Linked DNA regions of Mus musculus: region 1 is linked to region 2. The links are chromatin contacts, found by Hi-C in ENCODE. All regions are on one chromosome and are shown on one strand. Each heading gives the region's core, a stretch centred on a gene start or an enhancer-like site at or near the end of the contact. The rest is flanking DNA. Distances are from core to core; before and after follow the strand shown.

The links. Hi-C counts contacts between places; a loop is a spot of excess contacts on that map.
Region 1: a loop to region 2 is called in a map of left cerebral cortex, with 2.5 times the contacts of the local background. The contact joins the promoter of 1700092K14Rik here to the enhancer-like site in region 2. A Hi-C loop is called at or near these places in 1 of 37 maps with a recorded cell type or tissue (left cerebral cortex).

The regions. Positions count from the first base shown.
Region 1 is chr11:114,196,479-114,199,660 of GRCm38, forward strand. 1700092K14Rik (RIKEN cDNA 1700092K14 gene) reads left to right here and starts at 1,780. Exons shown (of 3, transcript NR_045930.1): 1 at 1,780-1,845; 2 at 2,248-2,399; 3 at 2,545-2,721.
Region 2 is chr11:113,926,179-113,929,329 of GRCm38, forward strand. All of the region lies in intron 2 of Sdk2 (sidekick cell adhesion molecule 2), which reads right to left. Among named protein-coding and RNA genes, the nearest start is that of Gm51929, 110 kb to the right of the region's middle. Within about 2 kb of position 1,804, at least 1 of the 3 ENCODE cell types and tissues checked has a DNase peak (open chromatin) inside an H3K27ac peak, as active enhancers do; it is left cerebral cortex, where a contact is called at or near this core.

The DNA of each region.
Region 1 (3,182 bases), core at 530-3,029, 270 kb after region 2:
CTTGTGGTACTTGGACAACCTTAAGGTTCTCTCCCAAGTATGGAAGGCCAAATTCAGGGTTCTGGATCCCACAGGAAGAGGAGCTCAAGCAGTCATACCTGTTCAGCTGCACTGTCCCTTCATGACCCCAGAGCAGGGACGGGTGGCTACTTTGGCAGGAGGCAGCAGCCCTCGTTTTGAAGGCACTATGCTAACTGGGTCAGAACCCAGGCATGGGAAGATCAGTGAACTCTCTTCAGAACTCAGTCAGGCACCAGAATAGAGGCGCCCAAGAGAAATCTAATAGGATCCACGCATGTGGTTTTAAATCTCTGATAACCAGCTCATAAAAGCAAAAGGAAGCAGGTGAAACCATCGGTAATAGCATCCCTTAGTTGGCTCAACACACGAAAAACATTATCAACTCAACGCATAATGAATCCCAAGGAATTATTCATAAGCTCTCCTGCATTCCCTTTCCTATACAAAATCACCAAAACCCGGTGTGTATCTCGCTGACCCAGTTCCTGGGGCTCCGTGGCCACCGCATGGGACACAGAAGCCAAGGCTCACCTCTGCCACCGAGTTCAAAGACACAGTCTCCTGTGAACTCTTCCAGCGCACACATCTGGAAATCAGGCAAGGGTTCTGGGCAGGTCCATGGGTGTCTTAGGATGCCGTTGTTGTTTGTCCTGGTAGTAAGATGTTTGATCTCTCTGCCTCCACCTCTCTCTCTCTCTCTCTCTCTCTCTCTCTCTCGTGTGTGTGTGTGTGTGTGTGTGTGTGTGTGTGGTGTGTGTGTGTGAGAGAGAGAGGTGGGGGAGAGGTAAGAGAAGAGAGAAGAAGGGAGAGGACAGAGGGACACCTTGGCCTTTAATGGCCAAGCTAGCTCCTGGTTTTGAGACAGCTTCTGTTTGGCCCAGGGCTTGCTGGTTAGCCTAGGCTGGGTGGCCAATGGGCCTCCAGAAGGGTTCTACTTAACTCCATCTCCCCAGTGTTGGGATTAAGAGAACATGACACTGAGCTGGGTTCTTTGTAGTTTTGTAGGTTCTGGGCATTGAACTAAAGTTCTCCTGCTTACATGGCAAGCCTTCACTGCCTGAGCCATCTCTCCAGCCTGCCTCAGTTTCTTCCTATAGAAAATAAGAACAATCCCGGACTTCCTTGAGATTGTCTGAGGAGGAAGGTCACTTCCTTCTGTCCAGAGGGTGAGGGCAGGTGGGGCTTGAGCACCTCAGAGCTGCTCCCACCAGTTCCCACCGTGCCCCCCTCCCCTGGTTCTTCCAGCGTCTGCTCACACCTGCAGTTCCAGCATTCTCGAGGTGGAAGGGTCAGAAGTTCCAGGTTATCCTTGGCTACATAGCAAGAAATGTGTCAAGGAGACTGAGATGGCTCCCTGGCTCCAGACATGAACACCACAGAGAAGACCGCAGTCACAGAGCAGAAAACATACAAAACTAGGCGCTTGTGGAAATGTGGTTCATATGACGGGCCTGTCCAGTGTATCGACACTTCAAGCTCTGTGAGCCCACGGAAGACTTAGGCAGTCCTGGGATAGCTTTCTTTACTGTCTTCAGTTTAAAGATGAGAAAACAGAGGCACAGAGAGGTGAGGTATTTTGTCTGATGTCACACAGCTGGAGAAGCTTGTGTAGAGCATCATCAAGATGCCAACCTTTCTCTGCCACCCTTGAAACTTAAAAGTCTGTTGTTACCTGGAAACAATATCCAAGGAGATGGCAAAGTTGGGAGGCGGCTCAGTAACTGACAATGGGGAGACAAGATGCTGTCTGGCACCATCACAGTTAGTTGGTCCAGATGGTGGAAAGCCTGTATCCAATACCTGGAGTGGTGGGAACAGGAAGAGGTGAGGACAGACAGGTGAAATTTCTCAGTAATGGTTCTGTGAAGGGGGAAGAAGGGGTGTCTCGCTCCACCCAAAGGGAGGGCTCAGGGAAGGGAAGCCTATGACTTCATCACTGGGCCCACGCCAATGACATCACCAGAAGGGCAAGGAGCCAGGCTCAGCAAGTTATTTATGGAAACGGCTGGCGGCCAGGCACAGCTCCTGAGCTGTTTCAGATGTGGTTGGATAAAGCTTCCAGCTGGCCCAGTGGGGCCTCCAAGGCCTGCAGGCAGGCGGAGGAGGAAGGCTGGAGGAATCCAGCAGCTGGGGGCAGGGCTCCAGCAGAGATCATCAGAGTTCCAGGCTTCTTCCTTCTTGGGATCTGCTCATCTCTACCCATGCTCATCAAGGGCTTCCCTGCAGATCGGGCTGGCTGAACTCAGAGAGGACAGCATGTGTGTCTGCCTTCGTGTGCACCGAGGGCATGTCTGTGCACAAGACTGTAGTATGGGCTTGCCGGTCCATAGGGACACACACTCTGCTCCCTTCCACACTGGTACCTTGAGTGGTCCTGAGTGAGTATACAGATCTGTGCCTCCTTGCACGTGTATGTGCATGCGTGCATGGGGGTTGGGAGGCAGAGTGCCCAGGGAGAGCGGGGAGGAGAAGAGCCGCCCGGGAGCGAGATCACAGCAGGAAGCTGGGGAAATATCATTTCAGCCCAAGATCCAGAGGCACTTACAGAAGCTTCAGCAAAACCAGACAAAACTTCCTTTCAATCCATTTATCAAAACTGCCCGCAGCTCCGCTTCGGAGCAGGTACAACAAGAATAAAATATTGAGCACAACCAGCAACCGCGAGACTGGAGGAGGCCAATAAATAAGAAGTTACTGAGGAGCTCGCCCTGACCCTGACGGTTTGCTTTGCCGGTCCCTCCACCTATCTCGTCCTGTGATCTTATGGGTGATGGCAGGAGGGAGGATGGCAGGGGCCCCACTGGGGTGTTTTTGATGAGCTGGGGATATGAGAGTAACTCAGCCCTATGAAGACAAGCTTCAGTGAGGCAGCTGCAGGAGCTCTTCTCACATTTCTTGGGCTGGCTAACTGCCTTCCTTCTCATAATCCCCTGAGGATGGGCTGGAGAGCTGGCTCAGTGGGTAAAGATGCTTGCAGACAAGACTTACTCCCTGAGTTCGATCCCCTGGAGCCACATAGGAGAACTGACTCCTGCCTGTTGTCCTCTGACCTCCACATGCAGATGCTGGTATGCACACTGACACACACAAATATGTGTAGTAAAGCTTTTCAAAATTCTCCAAAAGGAAACTGAATCCATGCAATCTTGAGTGGCCTGGTT
Region 2 (3,151 bases), core at 554-3,053:
AAATGCTACCAGCACCTGTGCACTTTAGAAATGCATATGCATGGTTTTTAAGTTATTTATTGGCATATATTATCAGTAATTATACATAATAATAGGTTTCATTATACAACGAGTAGCTTTAATCTCCAACTTGACACAAGCTAGATTCACCTGGGAAGAGAGTCTCAATGAGGGATTGTTATAACTAAGTTAATTGATGTGGGGAGACCTAACCCACTGTGGGTGGCACCATTCCTTAGACAGGGCATCCTGAAGTGTGTAAGAGTAGAGAAATCCATCAGAACAAGCAAGCAAACATGCATGTATTTATTATCTCCCTGCTCTTGGCTGGGATGGGACTGGCTTGTGTATTTATCTTGATTTCCCTGCATTGAGGAATTGTAACTGGGAATTATAAACCAAATAGATGTCTCCGCAATGTTGCTTCTTCCAGGGTATTTTGTCATAGCAACAGATATAAAATTAGTATGCATTATGACATTTTCATCTATGCAATACTTTTTATGAATTTTTTGATAACTTAAGATTTTATTTTATACTTTTGTGTGTGTGTGTGTGCGTGTACATGTGTGCACATGCATGCTCACTTAATTGACTTTCATTATGCTTGTGAGGGGTTGTTTATCAGCTCATTGATGTAAATGCCTATTCTTCTCCCGAGCAACAGTTATAGCCTATAGATCCTCAGCATAGGGCAGGGCCACTACATGGCTTAATATCACATAAGTCTATGTGTGGTTTTCTCTACAAGAAATGACAGGCATGTATAGAAATCTGGAGCTATCTGAACCACTTCTGCACCAAATACTCAAACCTTTAGGGTCCTCAGTTCCCTGACACTTGAGTTACAACACTCTTTTGATTTTAGATGGCTCTTTTGCTACCCCTGAATAATAGCTCACCAGCCACATTCCTTCCAACGCCCACTCCCCAAACCCACGTCTAGCCCTTCCAGCAAAGCATCAACTCTGCTCCAGTATTCCAGCTTTTAACCAGTGAATCAGTTTAACCAGTGAACCCTTGCAAAATCACGCAGCCATCTGTATTCGAGACCTCTCCTTTTCTGTGTGTGCCACCAATGGAGATGCTGGGTGCCATGCTCCCGCCTCCCCGACAGGCCTTGCGGAGTTTTGCATGACTTTGCATGGCATGGAGATATTTGTGAACGTGTAAGTTACATCATAGCAGAACTGGCTGCCAACGGCTTAGCTGGGTCCCAGAAACTGAGTCAGGAGCCAGGAAATTTGCTTTTCTGTGTAGCTCATCGTCGCAGTGACTCATCCCACCCTCCCTGGAACGCTCCATGGCCAGATGCTGTGTGGGGCTCTGAGTATTAACAGTAACAATGGCAGCAACCACAGCGATGCTGTCATCCTTACAATGTGATGAACACCGTTCTGTGGCTGTCGTGGGTTAGAGCTGTCCTGATCCCCAGGTACATCTCTGGTCTATTCATCCTTGCAGCCGGCTACCAAGATCACAGAGGGGATGTCTCTGGAGACAGAAGGGATGATGTTAAATATTACCTACCCTGCTCCCCTTATCATCTCTGGATCCCTGGGATGACTTGGGCATCTGTGGGCAGGGATAACGAGAACTTGGGCATCTTGTGGGCAGGGATAACCTTGCAGTAGATCCTTCAGCTGCCGCTCAGTATCAAGTGGAGGGGTGAGTATGCAGTAGCTACACTGAGGTGGGTACTGGGTAGGCATGGGTGAGCTGTGAGACAGTGAACCTTGCCTGGCTCTGCCCAGCTGGCCAGAGCTTCCTACCCAGCCCCACTCTGCTCCCTAGACTGCCTCAGGCTTCCGACTTCCCTAGACCAGATGTCTGTGGGATGAATGAATGTTGATAAGCCTGGAGGTTGAGCTAAGGGGCTCCAGAAACTCCCTGCAACTTGCCTGGCAGGCGGGTGTGGGGAGACAGGGAAGAGGTCTGCCTGGAGCCCTGCCCACCATCAGCAGCCCAGGTGCTGTACAATCAGACTGAGTCTCCTGACCCAGGCAGACCAGACTCAAGGTTAGCAATGACCTACCCTCCCTGTGGCAAGGTATGGCCGTGTTTCTCAATCAGCCATTTCTGGCTCTCTGTCTACCTCACTGATCTACAGTATAGCTGTAAACTTTATCCACAGTGCCTGGCTCCCTCCCCAAGGCAGGGTCATGGTAATGAATCTTTCCTAATGTTCTTCATCCTCTTTATGAACTACCCTACGTCAGAGCTACGTCTCCATTTGGCAGATGGAGAAGATGAAGAAACCAAGGCACAGAGGGAGGGGTTAAGGAACACGCCTCGGGGTCTAACAGTGAGCAGGTGGCAGAACATGCCTTAGCTCCTGCCTGAAGCGATACCACGGGGATTAAGTGTGACAACACAGGCAGTGTGCTCAGGGCCTGCCATAAGGCATTCGTACATGCTGTCTGACTCAGCATCACTGTTACTGGCTCTACGCTCCCTCACTCATTCATCTGCCTTGCCAGGAAGAAAGGAGGCCGTTTGTCCTCCTTATGGTCCTGATGCTGGCTCGAGGCTCATTCAGCCAGGTAAACCCTGGCCTGCAGGCAGCCTGTGGGTAGAGCTCATGCACGTGAGACATGACGCAAGGTGCTTGCCTGGGATGGCTGTGCCCTGACCCCCTGAATGGACTCTCTCAGGCCAGAATCTAGAACCTGCCCCATTACCTCTGTCCCCTCTGCCCTGCCCCTCCAGGCCATGTTGTACCCAAACATTCTCTCTGGACTCTCCAAAGTCACCCTTGCAGGTGACTTCAGAAGCAACTTCTGGATGAAGCAGACCAGAACCGTGTTAATTAGGCCCAAGGGGACCTGCTGGGAGCCACCATCTGGAAAAGGTGCTTGTGAAGCCACTGGACACTGGCCAAGCCTGAGCAAAGGCTCGGAGATCAGAGACTGCAAGCCTGGTATTTTTCTGCAGTTTTCCCAGGACATAGACCCCATCTTGTTCTAAATCTAGGCTGGCTTTATGGTGCCCCCCCTCACCCCACATGTGATGGCACAGGTCTCAATGGACTTGCAGTGTCTATATGCCTCTCAAACGAGGACCCCGAGTTTTCCATCTGACTCAGAGTCCTCCATGTCAGAAAGGAGAGGCCACATGAGGAGAGAAGGCTAGCCTTGGACTCACTCAGGAG